2 separate regions of the Homo sapiens genome follow, and region 2 is linked to region 1. A link is a contact called in ENCODE Hi-C or POLR2A ChIA-PET data. All regions are on one chromosome and are shown on one strand. The core of a region is the stretch at or near the end of the contact, and the rest is flanking DNA. Distances in the headings are between cores, read along the strand shown. Region 1 holds the start of RFX2 (regulatory factor X2). Region 2 overlaps NRTN (neurturin).

Region 1 (2,915 bases), core at 201-2,700:
GCGCTGGTGGGCGGTGGGGGCAGGGGGTGGAGTTTAAATCCACAAACACACACACGCACTCGCACTACCTCGGAGAAAATGCCTGGAGCAGTTTAGGTTCTTTAACAAAATAAATAAATTGAAAAAAAAAAAAAGTTTCACTCGCGTTGGTGAAACTTTTCTCCCTTCCAGATCAGTCCTAAGAGGAGAGCTGCGGACGTGCGGAGGGGCATCTTGGGGGCACGTGGAAAGACTGGCGGACGCACGAACCCCTATACTCAGGAATATGGGGTCACAGGGAGAAGGGGAGGGGGTGTCCGAGGCGACCTGAACGCGAGGATTTGGGGCAAAAAGGTGAGAAACAGTTCCCGGGGAAGCTCGCTCGGGGAGTTTGGGATGAAAAGGTGAGAAGGGCAAGAGGGGTTCTCCCCAGGGCAGACGCACCAGCTTTTAGTTAAGGAATGAGAAAAAGGTTCCAGGGGTGCCCCCAAATTCAGTATGTCTGGGAGTCCATTAAAAAGGGGGTCCCCGGGACAAGTCAGATCTAGGAATTTGGGGTAAAAATGAGAAGGGAGTCTTCGAGGTCCCCCCGATGCAAGAAGTTTGCGACTAAGAGTGACAGAAGGGCTCTGGGGTCACCCCAATTTCGGAGGTTTGGGGAGTAAAGTAAGAAGAGGGCCCCAGGTGGCCCCAATTCAGGGAGTTTGAGGGTATGAGTAAAAGAGGGGTCCCCGGGTGTCCCCATCTCAGAGATCTGGGGAGTAAAAGTGAGGAGAGGGTCCCCAAGCGCCCCCAATTCAGAGAATTCGAGGGTTTGAGTAAAAGAAGGGTCCCTGGGTGCCCCCAACTCAGAGATCTGGGGAGTAAACGTGAGAAGAGGGTCCCCTGGCGCCCCCAATTCAGAAAATTCGAGGGTATGAGTAAAAGAGGGGTCCTTGGGTGCCCCCAACTCAGAGATCTAGGGGGTTAAGGTGAGAAGAGGGTCCCCAAGCGCCCCCAATTCAGGGAGTTTGAGGAGTTTGAGAGACGTTCCCGGGGCGCCCCCAACTCAGCGAGTTTGAAGGTAAGCGTGAGAAAGGGGTCCCCGGACGCCCCAACCTCAGGAAGTTTTGTAAAAAGTGAGGCGACGGCACCGCACCTCCCCCGCGTTCAGTCAATAAGGAAAGTGGGGACGTCGCCAGGGTCCCCCCAAACTCCGCCGCGCGCGCGGACGGGGTGGCGGAGGCGGGTCCCGCGGGCGCACCACCCGGACGTTTGGGGTGAGCGGCGGGGACGTGCTGCCCGCCCCCCGGCCCCCGAACGGGGTCCCCGCCGCCCCCCACACTCCCCGGCCGGGCTGGGCCCGGGGCGGTCGCATCGGTCACCTGGAGTTCGGGCCGGGAGTTCGGGCAGCGGCTCCCGCGGCGGCGGCAGCGGCTGCTGCGTGTTGGTCCCCGTTGGTAAGTAACAGTCTCCACGGCTACAGTCTCTATGGCGGCGGCGGTGGCGGCGGCGGCCGCTCCTCCTCCGGCTCCCGCCGCCAGCCAGCCTCGCGCAGCCCGCCCGCCCGACGGGGCGGGGCGTTGTTACCGGCAACGGTTACCAGGCTCCGCGCCCCACCTTCCTAACGGCCCGCCCACGCTCGCCTCCAACGGGCCCCCAAGAGGGCGGGGCGCGAGACCCTACGGCGTTCCATTGGCTGTCTGCAGAGTCTGTCGGAAGGAGGAGGCGTTCCCCCTTGAAAAAGAGTGCGAGACTCGGCCAATGGCCGCGAAGAGGGGCGGGTCTTGGCGGGAGGCGCGCGCGGCTCAGAGGGTTGGCGAACCGGTCGCGCGCGCGGCGCCGTGGGTTGGTGGCGCGTTTTGGGAAAGTCCAGTTTTAGGGGACCCAAGGGACTCCGTTTACCCCACAGGAGGAGTGTGGGACATGTGGGAACAGTCTGATCAGGGGTCAGCAAACTCTCGCTCGCCGCCTGTTTTTCACGGACCCCCAGCTGAAAATTTAAATATATATATATTTTTTACATGGTTAAAAGAAACTATCGGCCGGGCGCGGTGGCTCACGCCTGTAATCCCAGCACTTTGGGAGGCTAAGGCGGGTGGATCACGGAGTCAGGAGATCGAGACCATCCTGACTAACACGGTGAAACCCCGTCTCTACTAAAAATACAAAAAATTAGCCGGGCGTGGTGGCAGGCGCCTGTAGTCCCAGCTACTTGGGAGGCTGAGGCAGGAGAATGGTGCGAACCTGGGAGGCGGAGCTTGCAGTGAGCCGAGATCGCACCACTGCACTCCAGCCTGGGCGACAGAGCGAGACTCCGTCTCAAAAAAAAAAAAAAGAAAGAAAGAAAAAAAAAGAAACTATCAAAAGGAGCTTTTGTGGGGTGTGAACCTGATAGGAGACTCTCTTTTATTGTATTGGGCCCAGTATTTTGAACTAGTTTAAAGATTGGCAAACTGCGGCCTGCGGGTCAAATTCTGCCTGCTTGGGTTTGTAAATAAAGCTTTATTGGAACATAGCCACGCCCATTTCCTTGAACAGCTTGGAAGGCTGCTTTGACACTACAGGGGCGGAGTGGAGTAGTTGCGCAAAGACGGCATGTCCCACGCGAAGCCTAAGATATTTACTATACGGTCCTTTACAGAAAATGTTTGCCAAACTCACCAGCCCTCCTCTCAAGCTGGTAGATTCAGCTACGAGTAGGACAGAAACAGACAGATCCTCATAGAACTTTTATTCTAGTGAGGGAACATTGACAGCAAACAGAATAAAGAGGTAAACATATAGTTATTCGAGACAAGGGGCTGGAAGAATAGGAGAAAACAACTTGTACTGAGAAAAGGCAGGAGATTAGGCTTCAGCCCCACTCATTCATTCAACAAGAAATCATATTAGTGAGCACTGATTAAATTGCTATGTGCCTGAAAGTGATCTAAGCATTTTTTAAATATGCAAAC
Region 2 (2,915 bases), core at 168-2,667, 280 kb before region 1:
CGGGGCTTCCGAGTTTGGGGGTGGAGCCACCGCTTGGGTAATAAATTTAGGCTGCCAGGCCCTGGGAATCGGTGACTTGGGCACCTCCTGGCGAGTGTGGGAGAAAGCGGCTGGACCTGGGCCAAACTTGGGTGAACGATGAAGGCAGGAAGAATGACCTTTAAGCCCGCCTCTGTCGCTCTCTCTCGGCCACCTGCTAATGATGTGACCTTGGGATGGTCCGTTTTGTCACCTGTCACATGGGGGTGGCCTTGACAGTAGCTGCTGCCACTCCATGGAGTGGGGTCCCCACACAGGCTTCGGATGCAGTAGGCTGCGGTACCTGCTGCTCCTCTGCATTCTGAGAAACCCAAACACCCCGATTCATTTCTTGGATAGGGAAACTGAGGCTCCACTGCACAGCGGGGCAGTGGGGATGGAGGGAGTCTGAAAAGCCCGGGGCCTCAGAGCAGACGTCGGGGCCTGAAGAGGGGGCTCTAGAGACCTATGACAACCTCACTAAAGAGGGATAGGGCATGGGAAGCAGCCCCCCAGTGCTGCCCAGAGAGGATGCACCAGTGTCCTGGGGCAGCCCAGCATAGGGGCGGGGTCCAGATAGATTTGCGATGGAGGACGAGGAGAATGGAGCAGCAATGGGGTGAGAGAGGGGCCCAGAGGAGGTGAGTTAGAGACCCCGGTCAGCTCAGCTCAAGGTGAGACGGGCTGGAAAGCGGCCCAGAAAGGATGGACCAGGTTCTGGGCAGCCAATATAGGCTCAGGGTTCAGAAAGGGGTTTTGGACCAGCGTAGGGGTGTGAGTGTGTACGTGCCCCCCAGTGCCGCCCAGAGAGGGTGCATGAGCAGCTCAGCAAGAGGGTGGGGAAATTTGGGACCTGGGAGTGAGACGAGAAGCCGTCTAGGCCTGGCGTCCCAGCAAGGGTCTTCGTTTGCAGGGGTACAGAGAGGGTAGGGGGCTCCCTCCCACCCCCTGCACCCACTGACCCCCCCTCCTTTCTCTTCCTCCCCTCGCAGACCGTGCACTCCTGCAGGGGGCCCCGGATGCGATGGAGCTGCGCGAGCTGACGCCCTGGGCTGGGCGGCCCCCAGGTCCGCGCCGTCGGGCGGGGCCCCGGCGGCGGCGCGCGCGTGCGCGGTTGGGGGCGCGGCCTTGCGGGCTGCGCGAGCTGGAGGTGCGCGTGAGCGAGCTGGGCCTGGGCTACGCGTCCGACGAGACGGTGCTGTTCCGCTACTGCGCAGGCGCCTGCGAGGCTGCCGCGCGCGTCTACGACCTCGGGCTGCGACGACTGCGCCAGCGGCGGCGCCTGCGGCGGGAGCGGGTGCGCGCGCAGCCCTGCTGCCGCCCGACGGCCTACGAGGACGAGGTGTCCTTCCTGGACGCGCACAGCCGCTACCACACGGTGCACGAGCTGTCGGCGCGCGAGTGCGCCTGCGTGTGACCCTACCTCACTCGGCCGGCGCGGCGGCCACTCCCCCCGCCTCGACGGCACCACTGGCCGGCCCCGCGAAAGACTGCGCGTGCGTAGAGCACGCCGGCGCGGCCCCGGGACTCTCGCGATAACTGTACTGAGATAAAGTGTGGCAACTCGAGCTGGCTGGTGATTCATCCTCGGCGAGGGGCTCGCGTGTGGGCCACGTCGCCGTCTCCACCGGGAAAGCGGGGACCAGTGGGGGGGGCCCAGCTGCAGGGTAGTGGGAGGATGCTGTTTGCTTTGGGGGAAGGGTAGATGCAAAGTGGGTCCAGTTTATGGCGGACAAAAAGGAAAATGGGGTGAATGGGGCTATGTTGGCAGGGACCGTCCTTCCTGCCTCCCTACGGGTCCCTCTGCCCGTCCCGAGCGTGTTCCGGTCCGCACCTCTTCGCTGTGTGGGCTTCTGGGGAGGGGAAAGGGAAGCTACGCTCGGATGAAGAGACCGAGGTCTAGGTGGACCCCGTTTCCCCAGCTTGTTCCCTTCCGCACCTCTCCGCGGTGCGGGCTTCTGGGATGAAGACACTGAAGTCTAGGTGGGCCCAGTTTCCCCAGATTGTCGCTGACTGCACCTCTCGCTTCTGGGATGAAGAGACTGAGGTCTAGGTGGACCCAGTTTCCCCAGCTTGTTCCTGACTGCACCTCTCTGCTGTGTGGACTTCTGGAGAGGGGGAAAGGGGGAGACACTGTGGGTGAGGAGCCTGAGATCCAGGTGGAATCAGTTCCCCAGCGTCTCCCTGTCCGCACTGATCCCGCTATGTGGGTTTCTAGGAAGGGGGAGCCACTCTGGGGGTGAGGAGAGTGAGGTCCAGGTGGACCTGGGCCTCCCTTATCCGACGGCCTCCTCGGGCCGGTCTTCGCCCACCAGGGTGAGCTGAAAGCCACTATCTCCTTCCACCAGCTACTAAAAATACCCGCACGCTGCCCACCTCCCGGCGGGGAGAGGCCTGGGGCGGGCGCCAGCCCCATCCAGCCCGAAGCCGGCGCCTGCTGGTGTAGAGCTGGGTCCCCAGAGACCTGGGTCCTCGGCCCATAAAAGCCCTGGCCGGGCCTCCACGGGGGGGATTTACGACGAGCCCCTGCGGAGTATGGAAAAAGCCCGGCTCGGTGTTTAGATTTCCCCACGGTGTCACCTTGATGCTTGGCAGGCCTCGGGTGTTGGGTTGCCAGAGCGCGGGAGGGGTCGGCGGGTCCCACGGTCGGTCTGAGGGGCGGGGAAGGGGCGGGCACTGCGAGCCCAGAGCAGGCACCGGCGAGGCGAGACTCCTCCCCTCCTGCCCCTCAGACTGGGGGTTCCCAAGGCTACAACCCTTCTCCTTAGCTGGGCCCCCTCCCCTCCTTCCCACACGTCTGCCCTTAGGACCACCCTCTAACCACAGTGTCCCTTCCCAGGCTCAGCCCGCATCCCCCCACCCCCCGCAAAGCTGGAGGGCGCAGATCGGAAACCGCC

Evidence for each region. Hi-C counts contacts between places; a loop is a spot of excess contacts on that map. ChIA-PET counts read pairs that join two places held with the same protein, here RNA polymerase II (POLR2A). Pooled maps may share reads with other maps.
Region 2: a loop to region 1 is called in a map of CD8-positive, alpha-beta T cell, with 16 times the contacts of the local background. The contact joins the enhancer-like site here to the promoter of RFX2 in region 1. A Hi-C loop is called at or near these places in 3 of 168 maps with a recorded cell type or tissue (CD4-positive, alpha-beta T cell, CD8-positive, alpha-beta T cell and naive thymus-derived CD4-positive, alpha-beta T cell), 1 of 37 single-sample maps with no recorded cell type and 10 of 50 pooled maps. POLR2A ChIA-PET finds 5 or more read pairs at or near these places in 4 of 52 experiments (AG04450, B cell, BJ and 1 more).

The regions. Positions count from the first base shown.
Region 1 is chr19:6,109,050-6,111,964 of GRCh38, forward strand. RFX2 (regulatory factor X2) reads right to left here and starts at 1,451. Exons shown (of 18, transcript NM_000635.4): 1 at 1,344-1,451. RefSeq lists an enhancer at 1-465 and a silencer at 1,313-1,772.
Region 2 is chr19:5,826,739-5,829,653 of GRCh38, forward strand. NRTN (neurturin) reads left to right here. Exons shown (of 3, transcript NM_004558.5): 3 at 1,011-1,586. The coding sequence ends at 1,435. Among named protein-coding and RNA genes, the nearest start is that of FUT6, 12 kb to the right of the region's middle. RefSeq lists silencers at 1-254, 1,053-1,122, 1,293-1,622, 2,323-2,372 and an enhancer at 997-1,685. Within about 2 kb of position 1,418, at least 30 of the 41 ENCODE cell types and tissues checked have a DNase peak (open chromatin) inside an H3K27ac peak, as active enhancers do; they include B cell and CD8-positive, alpha-beta T cell, where a contact is called at or near this core.